4 separate regions of the Homo sapiens genome follow, and regions 2, 3 and 4 are each linked to region 1. The links are chromatin contacts, found by Hi-C or POLR2A ChIA-PET in ENCODE. All regions are on one chromosome and are shown on one strand. Each heading gives the region's core, a stretch centred on a gene start or an enhancer-like site at or near the end of the contact. The rest is flanking DNA. Distances are from core to core; before and after follow the strand shown.

The links. Hi-C counts contacts between places; a loop is a spot of excess contacts on that map. ChIA-PET counts read pairs that join two places held with the same protein, here RNA polymerase II (POLR2A). Pooled maps may share reads with other maps.
Region 2: a map of CD8-positive, alpha-beta T cell shows a loop between it and region 1 (6-fold over the local background). The contact joins the promoter of SLC36A4 here to the promoter of CWC15 in region 1. A Hi-C loop is called at or near these places in 3 of 168 maps with a recorded cell type or tissue (CD8-positive, alpha-beta T cell and naive thymus-derived CD4-positive, alpha-beta T cell), 1 of 37 single-sample maps with no recorded cell type and 11 of 50 pooled maps.
Region 3: a pooled map shows a loop between it and region 1 (4-fold over the local background). The contact joins the promoter of MAML2 here to the promoter of CWC15 in region 1. A Hi-C loop is called at or near these places in 6 of 50 pooled maps.
Region 4: a loop to region 1 is called in a map of naive thymus-derived CD4-positive, alpha-beta T cell, with 10 times the contacts of the local background. The contact joins the enhancer-like site here to the promoter of CWC15 in region 1. A Hi-C loop is called at or near these places in 1 of 168 maps with a recorded cell type or tissue (naive thymus-derived CD4-positive, alpha-beta T cell) and 6 of 50 pooled maps. POLR2A ChIA-PET finds 5 or more read pairs at or near these places in 1 of 52 experiments (naive thymus-derived CD4-positive, alpha-beta T cell).

What each region holds. Positions count from the first base shown.
Region 1 is chr11:94,971,690-94,975,853 of GRCh38, forward strand. CWC15 (CWC15 spliceosome associated protein) reads right to left here and starts at 1,867. Exons shown (of 7, transcript NM_016403.4): 1 at 1,809-1,867; 2 at 366-504. The coding sequence starts at 496. KDM4D (lysine demethylase 4D) reads left to right here and starts at 2,020. Exons shown (of 3, transcript NM_018039.3): 1 at 2,020-2,379; 2 at 3,965-4,059. RefSeq lists enhancers at 1,144-1,919, 1,634-1,803, 2,124-2,273.
Region 2 is chr11:93,195,917-93,200,080 of GRCh38, forward strand. It overlaps SLC36A4 (solute carrier family 36 member 4), which reads right to left and starts at 2,075. Exons shown (of 11, transcript NM_152313.4): 1 at 1,862-2,075. The coding sequence starts at 1,916. RefSeq lists a silencer at 1,837-2,216.
Region 3 is chr11:96,341,412-96,345,575 of GRCh38, forward strand. MAML2 (mastermind like transcriptional coactivator 2) reads right to left here and starts at 1,784. Exons shown (of 5, transcript NM_032427.4): 1 at 1-1,784. The coding sequence starts at 484. MIR1260B (microRNA 1260b) reads left to right here and starts at 27; the gene lies at 27-115. RefSeq lists silencers at 401-660, 1,778-1,967.
Region 4 is chr11:96,010,393-96,014,556 of GRCh38, forward strand. The region is part of intron 2 of MAML2 (mastermind like transcriptional coactivator 2); the gene reads right to left. Among named protein-coding and RNA genes, the nearest start is that of MTMR2, 88 kb to the left of the region's middle. RefSeq lists an enhancer at 1,645-2,248. Within about 2 kb of position 1,824, at least 17 of the 41 ENCODE cell types and tissues checked have a DNase peak (open chromatin) inside an H3K27ac peak, as active enhancers do.

The DNA.
Region 1 (4,164 bases), core at 617-3,116:
TCAATCACATATTTTCCTATAATAAGGCTTTACAGTGATTAAAATGTCTTTAATTTTTATTAGGATTATATCAACTCAGAACTTAACAGTAATACTTTTAATATACTGACTGGTGCTCATAGTGCATACTCTGAGGCATTATTATTTCTATTATTTATTGTTCTATCTACATATGAAAATTCCTGGTTAGTAGGAATTTCACATTTTAAAATCACAGCAGAATTTTAGTGTTAAACATCCTATTGCATTCTATTCCTATGAAAATAGATAAGTGACATAACTCAAACATACTACTATATCATGACCATGCCATTTAACAGATCTGGTCTTGTTTTGTGAACAATAAAAAAAGAAAGTCTTACTACCTGTATTTTATCTTTGTATGAGAGGGTAGGTCTCTGCTTGAATACTGCTTTGAAAGTTGGCTCAAATCACCTTCTCCTTTTCCCCTTCCACCTCTGGCAGGTTCAAAGGTTGGCCTGGCTGCTGTTGTCATCTTTTATGCTTTGAAGAAAAATATAATCAAGTTATTTCCAACATTACAAACACTCATTTTATAGAGTATTAATCAATATCCATACTGGTAAAATAAGTTCTAAAACTCATTCCCCAAAACCTGCTTAATCTTCTTAAACAAAAGTTTTCAAGAAAACAAATTATGAGGCTTAGGCTGTACAAGGAATATGGCTTCTCAGGCTTGCCTTAGTACAAAAAATTCTGTCATGAAGATCTGAGTTTGCATCCCTATTCTCCTTCTGACTATATGGGCTTGAGCAAGTCACCTGGCTTAACTTTGTCATCTGTGGAATGGAGATATTCCTCATAGATTATAAGAATTATGACACTTGACATGTCAAAACCCTAGTAAAATACAGTACTGCCATGACTGAGTTTTAAAAATTTCCAACTCAACCTTACTCTACCAGACTCTGTAAGGTTTGCATTTTATCTAAACTTCACACAATAGCAAATAGGCTAGTAGAAACAAAAGCTAAAAACAAACAAAAAATATCACTGACAAAGTTACTAAATGTCCCAGAGAAAAGTGTGTTAAACTTCAATGACAGTTACACAGAAAAAAATTCTTAAACAACCGTTTGTTGAGCCAATTTTCTCCTACAACAGGCATCATACTATAAATTAGATCGTTTGTGGGTTATAATTTAAGGCCTGTTCAAAAAAAACAGGAACCTCACCCCCAGAGGATTCTGATGCCAAAAATCAGGGACTCATTCCTCAAGTTACTTTCTGCTTGGAGCAGTCACAAGAATACTGTGCAGCAGATGCAGTCACTAAAACCCTGTTAGTGTCGGAAAAGCAAGTGTGTGGGGAGGGTGGGCGAATTGGGAGGATTTTTTGGGGGGGGGGCGATGCTAATTCTCTCAACTTTCAAAAAGGGTAGAGACATGTATACAAAGAAGAAAACAGGGTTATCTGGCGCTGGGGGCGCCGCCCCTTCCCACACACCCACGGAATTATCACTCCGGCCTCCCGTGAGCTAGTCTTTGGCTATAACCAGAAACTCGCTGCCTCTTCACCCGTGCCCAGCACTGCAGGGGTGCGAAGGGTAGTGAAGGGAGGACCTGGGGTTCGCTTTACGCAGTAGGCGAGCTGCCTGTACGCTGCGATCTCCTCGGCGGGCCCAAGAGCTCCAGACGCGCCTGACAGGCACTCGGTTCCGCCCCTAGCCCGCTGCTCCAGGGCCTCCACCGCCCGCGCTCTGCACTCTGCCGCCGACTCCGACCCCAACTGCCCTTTCCCGTCCCATCGCGATAAGAAAGATAATCTCCTATCCTCTTGCCGCTCACACTGGCCGAGGTCCGATGCAGCAGGCTCCGAAGATCATACAGACGCCATTACCACTCTTGGCTCCCAGAAACCTCTGCGCCCAGAGCTAGCGCCTACGACCCGGAAGCAAAATCCAAGCGCTTCGGGGGCGGAAGCAACGACCAATCCGCAGTGGCCGAAGTGGAAGTCGGCGTAACGGCACTAAGGGGCGGGGCCGAAGCGGCCCAGGGGGCGGGCGTTTGAAATCAGTGCCTTAGAGTAGACCCTAAACCTCATTTTATACCTTCAAGAACCAATTACTTAATGTCTCTTCCGTCTTTTCCGTCCCCGACCCCCTCCCAGACTCCTTCATTCCGGTACTGCGTGGACGGAAAGCCCCGGGTAGCCGACACCACGTCCCCGGCTAGCGGGAGAGAGCGTGGAAAAGGATTACACCAAACTGTTTAAATCCAACGACTCCTGCTTCCATCCTTTCTCCTGAGCTAGAACCAACAAACCTAGAGAGTTGGGCTTCGGAAAAACTAGTGTTTTCATTTAATTGGATATGAAGAAAGAACAAATATGTACGGGGCAACCACGATCTTTACAAAGGTACCATTCCTGCAAAAATATTAACACTTCAAAGCAAAGGTTGTATTCGTAATGTTTGCTAAAATTTCTTATTTAAAAAACGTTAGTTTTAGTGGGAGGGGAGATGTCAGTATTTACGAGAGCGTTTACAATGGTGGGCCCAACTACCAGGAGCACAAGATGTAATTATTAAGATGGCTACTTAAGTGTTAAGTTTTAATAAGACAACGAAAAGTAGAAAACCCGAAAACCAAAAACCTACCAGTCGTCTCTCCTCCCTTCCATAAAAACAAATTCTGAGAATAGAGATCTTGGTTGTTTAGCTCATCTTGGTATCTCATCACATAGACCTTGACGTATAGTAGCTGCTCAATTAATATTTGTTAAACAAATGAAAATTCAACTTCCCCAACTTAGTTTAAAATGTAAGGAACTCACAAAATTGAATATTTAAATGCTTTCTTACCCCTAAATTCTTTGCAACTTTTTAATGAAGAAAGAAAAGCAGAAAAAGCCCTTTCAGTCATAGAGTTCAAGATGAAAATCCTGATTTTTCTTACCGAAGGTATCCCTCCTCCAGTCTTAACAAGTCTCACTAAAAGACGCGATCATCATGCTAGTTACTCAAACCAAAATCCCGGAGTGCCTACTTAAATTCCTTTTCATTCACTCTTCACATACGGTTCATTTACAGGTCTTAACAATTCTACTTTTAAAACTCACCCGCAATTTTATTCTACTGCCACTACCCTTGCCTTTGCCAACACCATCTCCTACCTGGATTGTAATTGCTTCCTATTATATCTTCCTGCGTCATCTTTTATCCTACAGTCAGTGTTGCATATAGCCAAGAGAGTGATCTTTTAAAATTAATAAAATGGTGTTACTATCCTGTGTACAATTTCACTGCACTTAGAATAAAAATCACATTTCTTAATGTGACCTGAGACCCCACGGAGTCTGGTTCCTGCCTACCTTCCAGACTTCACTTCCAATCAGTCACTCGCTTACGCACTAAGCTCTAGACACAGCCAAGTGGGCATTTCTGTTTTATAAAACAGGGCAAGATTCCTTCTATTTTAGGGCCTTTGCACTAGCTTTTCTCTGTTGCCTGTGCCCCAAAGTAACTGTATCACCATCCTTCATGTCTCAGGTATCACAGTGAGGTTTTCCTACCCCCACCCCTCCAACACTTGTGTTTGTACACCATCACATCACCCTGTTTCATTTTTCATACCACTAAACATTACCAGAGTCTATTCTATTCATTTTTTATTTCCATGTCTCTCAGGAGACAGCATGCGAAGGTCATTAAGAGAAAAGGATCTTCAGCCTGCCCATTTTTGTTCTAAATTCCAGTTCTGCCCTTTCCTAGCTCTATAACCTTAGGCAAGTCATTTTCCCTTTCTGTGCTTTCAGTTTCCTCACGTGTAAAATGGGCGTAATTCTAGTCCCTAACTTGTAATACTACTCTAAGGATTAAGTGAATTAATACTTGTAAAGTGCTTAGAACTGTCTCAGCAAATAGTACTTGCTAAATAAATGTTAGCTATTATTATTATTATTAATATTATTTTTATTATTATTGTCTATCTTCCTATATTAGAACATAAGTTCCAGGAAAGCAGGAACCTTGTCTCTCTTGTTCACTGGGTGTATCCTCTGCATATAGAACAGTGCCTGGCACATAATAGGTGCTGAGTAAGTATTTGTTGAATGAATGAATGAATGAATGATGCACTATGAAGTAGAGGAATGACGTAACAATGGCAAGATGGTAACACAATTATAGGAGATACCCACAGT
Region 2 (4,164 bases), core at 825-3,324, 1.8 Mb before region 1:
CTGCTCTTGTTTTCCATAGCACTTTTCACCTAACATACTATATAATTAACTGGTTATTGTCTTTACTGCTTACTCTCTGCTTCCCATTACTAAATACAAGCTCCATTAAGAACAGGAATTTTTATCTGTTTTGCTCACGATGTATCTCAAGTGCCTAGGGGAAGCTCAATGAATATGTGTTGAATTAATGAAAATATAAAACTTAAAAAAACTGAAATAATTTGAAACTTTTTTTCAGTTAAAGAAAATGTACATGCTGAACATCTTTCCACATCACTTTTAATGGTAGGCAATGTAAAACTATACCACAATTTAACCAATTTCCTTTCATTGTACTTTAGTTAACAGCTTTTCTCTATATACTATAATGAAAACCTCTTGATATAAGTATGGGTTACATTACTTATTTCCTCGGGAAATATTCTGAAGGAGAATTGCTGGGTCAAACGATAAGCACTTTTTTTTTTTGAGACAGAGTCTCGCTCTGTTGCCCAGGCTGGAGTGCAGTGGCACGATCTCGGCTCACGGCAAGCTCCGCCTCCCGGGTTCACGCCATTCTCCTGCCTCAGCCACCCGAGTAGCTGGGACTACAGGCGCCCGCCACCACGCCCGGCTAATTTTTTGTGTTTTTAGTAGAGACGGGGTTTCACCGTGTTAGCCAGGATGGTCTCCATCTCCTGACCTTGTGATGATCCGGCCGCCTCAGCCTCCCAAAGTGCTGGGATTACAGGCGTGAGCCACCGCGCCAGGCCGATATGTACATTTTTAAGGCTAAATATATTATCCCTTTCCTGCCAGCAATGCATGAGAATACCCATTTCTCCATATCCTCACTAAGACAGGTTATTAATGAATGAAACCTGAGTTCACATTTGGGTTCTGCCATTAATAAGCTTAAAATTACTGTATCTATAAAATGGAAATCATGATAGCACCTATCTCAGTTGCTGTGAGGATTAAAGACAATGCATAGGTAAAGCACTTAGCACAGTGTTTGCACACAGTAAGCACGCAATAAAATGTTAAGTTTATTGTTTCTACCATTATTACGGCCTGAAAACAATTCCATTGCAAAGTGCCCTGCAGGCTATTAGAGGAATAACAACAACCTATCAGTTACTTATAATACGGTATTTTTTAAAGTTCAACGGTTTTCTTGAAGATTCCATTTAGATTTAATTTTTTAATTACATTTAATCAGCATCGAATGAAAAATACTCCCAAGTACAGTACGTATAACTGGGAGAGCGATCATTTTACCACCCTGATCCTTACTTTTTTATTTTGGACAGCGGGAAACCGTAAACAAACACGCCCTGTCGCCAAGAAACAAGATGGGAGGAAAGCAGCAAAAAACAAACAAACTTTGCCAAGTGAGCAAGCTACAGGTATCTCCTGTTCATTCTGGTCAGCACGACCTGTTCGAAACTCTGGGATAACAAGGAGTAAAATGAGGATTCATCTGGAGATTCCGAATGGGGCTGCAGCATTTGAAAAGCAGAACAATGATAACTTCCTTAAAGCATCATTGGGAAAAAAACCGTGAGTCACGGCGCAGGCTCTTGCGTCTTTGACGTGTACCCACAGGGCCCCGCCCCACTCAACACACACACTCACCCACACGCGCGCGCGCAAACACACACACACATATTTTAACGCCCTATTCAGGCCTGGGCTTCGTCTGACCAAGTTCTCGGGGTCAGATAACCGGTTCCTTTGCGGATGCTGACCACGGGGTCAGTTAGCAATCGGGCCTCAACTCAGGCCAAGCGCGGGGCCCCTGGAGGTGTGGGCGCACCCGACTCCCGCACAGACCCCCGCCCACGTCAGCCCCGGCTCCCTGCCCACGCACAACACCGACCTAGCTCCTCGCGCCTCGCCGCCCCGGCAGCCGCCGGCGTCGCCGCCGCTTCCATCTCTCGCGGGTCTCCAGGACGCCGCCGCCCGAGTGCTCACTCTCCCGCCGCTGCGTGGCCGGCGTCAGGCCCAGGCCTACCTCCCCTGCCCGGAGGGACCCGCGCCTGGTGCCCGCCTCCCTGCCCCGGCGCTCCCCAACCGCGCGGCGAGGAGCATGCGCAGTGGGACAGCCCGGCTCGGCGGGCACCGCCGGCGAGGGGCGGGAGGGGCCGAAGACCCGAGGACTGCTGCGAGGCCGGGTTGGGTAACCCGAGAGGAGGGTTGGGTAACCTGAGATCAGCGAGGGTGGGACCTTAGAGCTAGCCGAGACCCGGGCCCATAGCTCCCTGGGGGTTTTAAAGATGACGGCGAACTTAAATTTGGGGCGCCTGTCCGTATGCAAGGCGTTAGCGTTCTGTAAGTCACCTTGGAGAATGCGAAGAAGGACGGGATTTGTCCCCTACCCATGCTGAGGTTCTGACTACTCTGGTTATTCGTCTCCCTGTTTCTATAGTTAGAGTTACAGGAGACACTTAAATAGAATTTAATTAAGTCATATACAATTTCACTTTCAGGATATTTCAATGTCCTTCCAGATATTTGACGTTGACCGTGGTGCTGAAAGAAAATTAAGGTAAAGACTAAGTGTACTGATGTAGTTTCAAGTACTCCTAAGCACCATACATACATTATCTTTAATTCTGACTACAATTTGTGAGATAATTCTAATATTTACATTAACGCTAAAGATGAAGGGATTAAGGCACGGAGGTAAGTAACGTGTCTGGGGACAGGAAGCTTGTACATGGCAGAAGTAGAATCCTTCTGCCTTCAGAGCTGGAGCTCTCGAAAAATATGCAAAGCTGGCCTCCCAGATGGGTACCAATGAATATTCGATGAATCAATGGATGAAGCAAGCTTTTGGTTTAAAAGGAAAATATTTATTTTAATTTTAAAATCGCTTTCTTTTTTTTTTCACTTCATAGTTCTTGGAAGTCAGTACACCAGACAATCCTTTTTATTTGTGTCCGTTTCATTCAGTGGGGTTGCTTTAGGAAAGGGTTTTTTTGGGGGGGAGTGGGTCTGATTAACAGTCACTGATGTAACTATATGGCAATGGTGTTAAATATTTAAAATTCTGAGATTAAAAAGGTACGCAGTTACATACTATCTACATCTTTCCTCCTGTTGCATCCTCTGTAGGCTTTCACTAGATAACTAGTGATAATGACAGTTTGCCAACCCCCTTTCTTTTCCTTTAAGTGAACCCAATTTGTTCACATACATACACATGCAAATCCCAAAAGAAGGTTTTATTTGAAGTGTTCCTGACAAATAAAGGGGTAAAGGAGATTTTTTTTAAAAAAGAAGAAGAAGAAGAAATCTATTCTGGAACATAGCTAGAGCAATGTTCCCTAACCTGTGTTGGGGTGGATCACCTGGTTAAAGATCAGCAGGAGAGAAGATAGGCATCAGACAGAAATTATAGGACCAAGGTAATTTTCCATAAACCACTCATTATAATGAGAACATGTGGGACAGCATCTTAAAAGAACATTATCCTTTGAGAGTTAAAAGGGATCAAAAGTCATTGTCCCCTAATCTCAGCTTCAGGGAAAGCAGATCTGGCAATATGGAAGGAAGAAAAGTTTGACTTGTAGTATAGGCCTGAAATCTTTTGAAGAGGGTTGGGCTGAGGTAGGAGGCCCAATGTCTTTACAGTGATGTGGAGATAAAGCAAGTGATAACAATGATCATAAGATTCAAGAGAAATATGTTTTTCATGCATCTCTACTTGAGAACATATTTACTAGGACTTCTACTCCAGGTCTTATAAATTAGAAGCAGATATAAAGTACAGCTGTATCAAAATAGAGACATTATACAGAATGTGACAATTTGAACCCTGGAAATTCATTTCTTTTCCTGACTTTAACTTCTTGCATCACATCTTAACTACTTCCTTCTTTGCAACTGCAGCACTTTGTTCGTATCTCTGTTACAACACTTCTCCACTTATAATTATTCCTCTTTCTGGGCTTTATACTATGCTGTATACTATTATGTGCAAGGCACTGTGCTAGGCCTGTTGAGGAATTAACTGTATTTGTCTTTGTCCAAACAGGCCTAGCACAGTGACTTACAAATACCAGTCACTCAATGAACAGTTGTTGAAAGTTACTGAATATAGCCTCATAGGTATATGAAAGGAAACATTTAGAAGTCTTTAATGTATTCAAGCACATTTTACGGAGCACCTTCCATATA
Region 3 (4,164 bases), core at 534-3,033, 1.4 Mb after region 1:
CTGGGGTTGAAGCGGGCGGCTGCTGCTCTCCGTTTATCCCACCACTGCCACCATTATTGCTACTGTTCAGCAGGTGCTGCTGGTGGTGATGGTGATAGTCTGGTGGGGGCGGTGGGGCTGCTGTTGCTGCTGCTTGGGAGGCCGCAGGAGGGGCAGCAGGGGGCGGTGGAGGGGCTGTAGTGGTGGCAGCAGTGGCGGTGGCCTTGGTGTGTTTGCCAGCTTTCCTTGCCCCCTGGCCATGCTGTACAAGGCTCAGGAGCTGCAAGGTGCTTTCTCTTTCCCGGTCTGAGCTCTCGGCCCTACCTCGTTCATATCGTCCTTCACAGCTCAGGTGGTGTTGGCGGCAGACAGCGATCCGAGCCCGGAGGCGCTCCACGATAGCACTGTGCACTCTCGGGGTGACTGAGCCCCCTCCAAGGAGCCCCGCCCCAGAGGCCCCCCCTAGCCCTCCTGCGGGGGCCTGCGGGGGCGCTGTGTCCCCCATCTTACCGGACACAATGATTGCTGCCTCTGGGATGGTGAGGTGGAAAGAGGCTACTGCTGGCTATTGCAGGCAAGTCTGTTTTTGACAATGTGAGCTCAGTGTTCAGGGCCACATGAATAGAGGTCTTCAGAGGTTGTGGGGGAGCCGTGGAGAAGTTGTGGGGGAGGGGAGTTAGTAAAAAGAGGGTGGGGAGAAAGAATAGAAACCAACTGGGGGGAGGATAAGTTGGAAACAAACCCTGATTAACTTACTCTAATTGCATTTGACAGCTCTGGAGAAGTTGGACAGAGTTGGTGGATTTTTTTTCCTCCACCAAGCTGACAAGAGCCACTAGGTACTTTGTAAACACACGATCTGGGGGTTAGATCAAGAATTCAGGGATTGTCCAGCAAGAGACAGAAACACACAGCAAAAGGTATTGAGAGAGGTATTAATAGAGAGGACTCCCCCTCACCTAGTTGTTTCCGACAATTCTTTATGGGGATGTTTCTGCAGAGAAACACATTTCTACCATGTCTATGTAACCAGCAGCCTTGACTTTTCCTCAGGTTAAATAAAAAACCAAAACAAAACAAAACAGTGCTGTTTCAGAAGATGTTTAAGTCACTGTTCAAAATGTGCAAAAATCAAGGGAGACTGTCTTTTGGCTTTTAATTTTTCCTCCCTTTCCTTTCGCTCCGGTGTTTTCTCCTCTTTGGGGTACTGTAGGATGTTGTCTTCTCCCAAAAGAGGGAGACAGCTTTTCAACTGTTAACAATGTCAGTAATTGGACTTTTGGACCATGCTTTTTTCTTCAGCTAATCCAATCACCGGTAAAATCCTCACTCCCTCTAAGGTTTCCTAGCCTTAAATGAAAAGCAATCTTAAGTCGCTAGCCACTGAGAGAGATCCTTCAACACATTTTTTTCTTTCCCGCTTACGTTTCTATTCCTCACCCCCGGCTCTATTCTAATACAGTATCAAGAGAGACAAACTCTTCCGAGAGTAATTTACAAACGATGGTCAAACTTACAAACTTCCAGCAAATTGCACCGAGTCATGTCCAGCCACTTTTCTGTCCACTTTTGTACATTCCATCCCCGGCCAGTGGATCTGAGGGTCTGGACTCGCAATAAGCAATCTGGTTCTATCTCCTGTATTTGCTCCGCTTTATAGATGGAAAAAAAAAGTAGCTTGTATTTTCCTTTCTCTTTCTCGTCTGTTGTTAGCCGCTTTGCTGACACTGGCTCGCGCCCGGAGTCACGGCGATACACAGGCTTTCATTGTGCTCCGATAGGAGAGGGAGAGAAAGAGAGAGAGTGAGACAGAGAAGGAGAAAGAGAGAGCCAGCAAGCTGCAGATGGGGGTGGGGGGGCGGGGAGAGGGCGGGAGAGCTCGTTCGAGGCTCCCTGGTGGAAGGCTGGTGCCACTGCGCGAGTGAGTAATCGCAGCCAGGCACCGGGGAAAGGGGAACGCAGAGGGCCTCCCAGTGGCTGAAGAGGTAAATCCCAAGCCCTGCGCATCTCAGCTGCCCTGGCTCAGCTCAGCATCAGACTCGGTTAAGCGGGGAAGGCTGGGGAAATTCCCCAACCTCTACACAACCATTTCACCAGCTCTAAATGTTTAAGAAATTCCGGGCCAGGAATGTGTTTTCCCTTTCAGCCCTACATTACGCCCCGCTGAGGATATCATTTTCATTTTTCAGTATATTGTAAATGACACCACTGAGCAACCTAGCACGAGCTGTGTGAGCACCGAGGAAATGTTCATTAATAGAATAAGGAAGATATGAATGTGTGTGTTGAGGGCGGAAGGGGTTGCGCGTGGAGAGGAGAGGTAATCACATTGTTAGCTCCTAAAGGGCAGGCAGGTGTAGCGTTTGTCTACCTGCCTGCCCATTTGTGTGTCTCTGGATAAGTGAGTCTGGGTGATCACAGGCAAATCAGTTGGGATAAATAAAATATTTTATGAGAATGATACAATTATCGATACCAGTTCTAGAAAAAAACGCTTTTTTTTTGGGAATGCATGATTGCCTATGAAAAACCAAATATAAGACCTGAAGTATCCTTAGCTACCTGGTGCACATATACAATGAGGAAAGTCAATGTGTAGCAGCTGAGTTTCAAAAAGTTTTTTTTTTTTTTTTCTTTTAATGGAGTCTTGTTATGTTGCCCAGGCTGGAGTTGAACTCCTGGGCTCAAGTGATCCTCCCACTTGAGCCTCCTGAGTAGCTGGAACTACAGGTACTCACCACTACTGCACCTGGCTCTGAGTTTCAAGAAGTTTAATAATAGAAACCAAATAGATCTCACACAGATCATTGTTCCCCCATTTTCAAGTGATCCAACCTTTAAAATATCCAATCCTGGCCAGGCACAGTGGCTCACGCCTGTAATCCCAGCACTTTGGGAGGCCAAGGCAGGTGTATTACCTGAGTTCAAGAGTTCAAGACCAGCCTGGCCAATATGGTGAAACCCCGTCTCTGCTAAAACTACAAAAATTAGCTGAGCATGGTGTCATACGCCTGTAATCCCAGCTACTCGGGAGGCTGAGACAGGATAATTGCTGGAACCCAGGAGGCGGAGGTCGCAGTGAGCTAAGATCACGCCACTGCGCTCCAACCTGGGCAACAGGGTGAGTCTCTGTCTCCAAAAAAAAAAAAAAAACTTATTGTGGATTCTGCTTATTTTCAATTATGAAGATTAAATTAAGGTGAGCATAATACTGCAACAGTCAGGACCAAAAATATTCTGGGTATCCTAATTTGGAAGTCATTTGGATTTGAGGTCTCAAATAATATACCTTCAGTAATCTAAACAAACTCTGGCATTTCACGAATATGGTCGTTTCAAACTGAGCTATGGATAGAAATAGGCAAAATCAAGGCAAACATCTCAATACTGGATTTATTTGCAATTTAGTTCCCTATAGGATAGCCTACTTTAGTCCATTTTATTTTCACCAATCCTGTTAGCTTGGAAATGGGGACAAATACACTCAGATTTTTTGTTTGTTTTATAATTTCTTTTATTTCTTTTTTTAAATTTTATTATTATTATACTTTAAGTTTTAGGGTACATGTTCACAACGTGCAGGTTTGTTACATATGTATACATGTGCCATGCTGGTGTGCTGCACCCATGAACTCGTTATTTAGCATTAGGCATATCTCCTAATGCTATCTCTCCCCCCTCACCCCACCCCACAACAGTCCCCAGAGTGTGATGTTCCCCTTCCTGTGTCCATGTGATCTCATTGTTCAATTCCCACCTATGAGTGAGAACATGCGGTGTTTGTTTCTTCGTCCTTGTGATAGTTTGCTGAGAATGATGGTTTCCAGCTTCATCCATGTCCCTACAAAGGACATGAACTCATCAATTTTTATGGCTGCATAGTATTCCATGGTGTATATGTGCCACATTTTCTTAATCCAGTCTATCATTGTTGGACATTTGGGTTGGTTCCAAGTCTTTACTATTGTGAATAGTGCCGCAATAAACGTACCAGTGCATGTGTCTCTATAGCAGCATAATTTATAGTCCTTTGGGTATATACCCAGTAATGGGATGGCTGGGTCAAATGGTATTTCTAGTTCTAGATCCCTGAGGAATCGCCACACTGACTTCCACAATGGTTAAACTAGTTTACAGTCCCACCAACAGTGTAAAAGTGTTCCTATTTCTCCACATCCTCTCCAG
Region 4 (4,164 bases), core at 574-3,073, 1.0 Mb after region 1:
CTTCCTACTTTTATATGTAGGGGACACTTAACAAGAGACAGGTCCTTGGGTTAGACAGAATCACTTCTGGGATCAAGTGGAACATTCATAGTTACCTGTAGACCAGGTAGGGGCATAGGATGCTGACAGAGGCTACATTTTAGATTTCTTGAGGTACAAACAGTCCCTACTCAACTTCCCTGATTACAATGTAGATGAGTTAAGAATAGTGGCGAATGAAAAAAGAGAGAACAATAGAGACACATAGTATTTTGAACCAAAAAGTTATATACAGATGTAAAACACAAGAAAAGTTGCTTCATGCAGACACATCAAAAAACTATAGCAGATTGCATTTGTTAGAAAGAGAGAGAAAGAGAGACAGAGAAATATTTTTGCCTGGGGATAGTAAGCATAATCTGAGAATATCACTAACAGTTTTAGTTGTTCTATATTAGTACTTTCATATAAGTATATATTTTAAAAGTAATTTCATGATGATGCAATTATGTTTAGAAGAAATTCAGAGTTTTATAAGGTCACTTTAATCCAGAAAAATATTCTTTAAAGTTTAAAAATACTGTTTTTTTCCTCCTTTAAAATGTTCCATTGATATTTTATTGCAGTAAAATATTCAAAAATGGTTATGCTTACTATTTCTCATCAGTCAGAATGGCTCTTATTAAAAAGTCAAAATATAATACATGTTGATGAGGTTGCAGAGAAAAGGGAATGCTTATGCACTGCTGGTGGGAATTGTAGTTCAGCCACTGTGGAAAGCAGTTTGGAGATTTCTCAAGGAACTAAAAATAGAACTACCATTTGACCCAGCAATTCTATTACTGAGTATCTACCTTAAAGGAAAATAAGTCATTCTACCAAAAAGCCACCTGCACTTATATGTTCATTGCAACACTGTTTACAAAAGCAAAGACATGGAACCAACCAAGGTATCTACCAATGTTGAATTAGTAAGAAAATATGGTACATATACACCATGAAATACTACATAGCCATAAAAAAGAATTAAATCACGTCCTTTTGTAGCAACATGGATGCAGCTGGAGGCCATTCTTGTAAGTGAATGAACACAGAAAGAAAAACCAAATACCATATGTTCTCACTTATAAGTGAGAGCTAAACATTGAGTACACATGGACATAAAGCTGGGAACAACAGACACTGGGGACTCCAAAAGGGGGAGGGTGGGAGAGAGGCTGGGGCAGACAAAGTACCCATTGGGTACTATGTTCACTATTTGGGTGACGGGATCAATAGAAGCCCAAACCTCATCATCATGCAATATAACCATGGAGCAAATCTGCACATGTACCCCTTGAATCTAAAAACAAGCAAACAAAAAAATGGTTATATAAAAGTCTGCAAGCTGTAATCAATGACAGAATAAATGGAATTTTTTTTCTTAGCCTTTAGGAAAATGCCAAGACATATTCCCACCTCTCACATGAGTTGGTGGTTTAAGAATTTGGTTTGCAAAACACAATTTAATATTTTATTTATAGAAGTCAAGAGAAATGGTAACAATTTAAAATTTTGATTCTTGAATATCTGTGCTTGTTAAAAAGAAAAGGTGTGTGGGTGTGTTGAAGGGTTTTTATTCCATTACTACCATAAAATCTACTTTTATTTACGTCTTTTAGAATCAAACTTTTAAAACATTTGCTAAAATTTCATAAATCTCATATGCCAAAATTCAGCTGAGCCAAACTCTTAGTTACCTGTTCTCCGTTTTTGAGCTGCAGTAGCATTTGGTAAACAGAATGCCCAGAACCTCCTCTGAAAGCACCACTAGCAGGCACTGTGAGAGCATTTTCATTCAAGTTCATTCGACTTGGGCAAAAAGAGAACAGCGGCTTACATCAACTGAGGATCAGTGAACACAATCTCATAGCAACAGACACCAAAACAGTCCCTCATTACAAGCCTTGTCCAACAATCAAGTCTTTAACGAGAACAAAGGTTGACAGTGATTAATCATTAAGCGGTTCCCTGTTCCTTGCTGCACGTGTTCACAGCAGCCTCCTACAGAGGCAGTCTGGCATATTTCCTGTCTCTGTGCTCCACTGTGCCATGTCTGAAGGGACGCCCAGGCAGCCTTCTCACTATTTTAATTTCAAATGCTACAAACATCTACAGAGTCTCTATGTGCACATGTCTTGACTTTTATTCTGAGCCTGGCAGACTCTGAATGGATATAGGGAGTATGAACATAATAAGCCGTTAACTCCACATCTGCTTACTAGATTATGTTCAAAGACAGTATAAGAAATTGATTAAACACTGTTTTCTAGAATAAACCTTTGAAATCTGTTTGTTTCCTTAAGCAACACAATGATAAGTTGCTATAATTTAGTTGTGCAGTGAACAGAAGATACCTTCACTACTGTTTCTACATAAAAATAGCTTCTGTGTTGTCAAAGCACCATGCTTTGACAAGCAACAAAAACATTTTCAGAAACCTCTTTCAAATAATTCTGTTTCACAAGGCAACAGAATTATAAAGTCAACTAATGCTGCCACCATTTTATTCAATGTTCCCTTTTCCTGTGTCTTTTTTATGACCTGTCTGGGCATTATCTATCTTAGTTGGTCATGCAATAGCATATGTATTCACCTTAACAGACTAACTTGGAGGGTTTTTATTTTCTCTCTTTCAACATGTACATTTCACTGATGACCATGTTGCCTGTAAACTGCTAGGAGCTCAGGTGAAAAGAGAGAGTTATGAGATACAGATTTCTGAGAGGTGAGGGGCAAGGGTTAATTGAAATTTTTAAAATGATCAAGGGAAGTAGGTTATGTATCAACAAACATATTGTTTTTCCAATAACAAATGTCACATTTAAGAACAACAAAATGAGATAACCCTAAGCATTCTTTGTATCTATTCACTTCTCTCTTCAAAGTAATCAGAATTAAGTAATGTGAGGTCTCCAGTAGCTCATGTAGTAGATTATAACTAGTCCATCTACAATATAAAAGCTAAAGTATAAAATCCAACCACAAAGTGATACAGGACTGCTAGGAAGGGAAGAGTGTGGTCCCTTTAAATGACATGGAATGGGGGAAGCAAAGTACTGGGTAGAGAAAGGCAGGTCCCTGGCAAGGGCTCCACTCCAACGACCTAGGTGAGGACAGGCACTTCCTGCCCAAATGTTGCATTTCCCAAGACCACCTGGGCCTGCCACAACCCCATCCTGGGCCTATAAAAACCCCAGACCCTAGCAGTAGACACAAAGGCAGCCAGACGTCGAGAGGAGCACACTGGCAGAGGAGCACACGCACAAGCACTGGCGCCTGCAGGCCGTCAGCAGGACACTGGCGGGACGAGGTGGGGCTGTTGGAGGAGAGCCAGGGCCACCGAGCAGCCCACCTCCAGGGAAAGAGCATCTTCCTTCTGGTTCCTCCATCTGCTGAGAGCTACTTCCACTAAATAAAACTTTGCATTCTTTCTTCAAGCCCACGTGTGATCTGATTCTTCCTGTACACCAAGGCAGGAACCCAGGATACAGAAAGCCCTCTGTCCTTGTGATAAGGAAGGGGATCTAATTGAGCTGGTTAACACAAGCCACCTATAGACAGCAAACTAAGAGAGCACGCTGTAACACATGCCCACTGGGGCTTCAGGAGCCGTAAACATTCACCCCTAGACATGGCCGTGGGGTCGCAGCCCCACAGCCTGCCTGTATGTATGCTCCCTTAGAGGTTTGATCAGCGGGGCACTGATGAAGCGAGCCACTTCCCCATCTCACACCCTGCGAGGGGGACAAGGGAATCTTTCTTGTCTCAAAAGTATAAAATATGCAATTCTCCCAGTATACTCAGCATTTTAGTATACAGCTGCAGTTTCTTTAAACTGAGTATATTCACTGAGGAATGGGAAATGACAATGCCACTCTACGAACAAAAAGACTACCTTATTATTGGTAACTAGGCTCTCCACAGGGATCCTTGCGACAGGGATGACACAGTGGTTGTTGACTCACATTAATATCAAAGCAGCCTGAGAGGAAACCACATTCAGAAAATGAACTTAACCACAGCCTCCTGGAATCAACATTTAAAACTAACATCGGTGAACTCTGAACTGAGAAGGAAAACAGTGATGAATTGTAGAGAGAAAGCTTTCAGGTTTTCAGGTGGTCTCAAACTACATTCTTACAA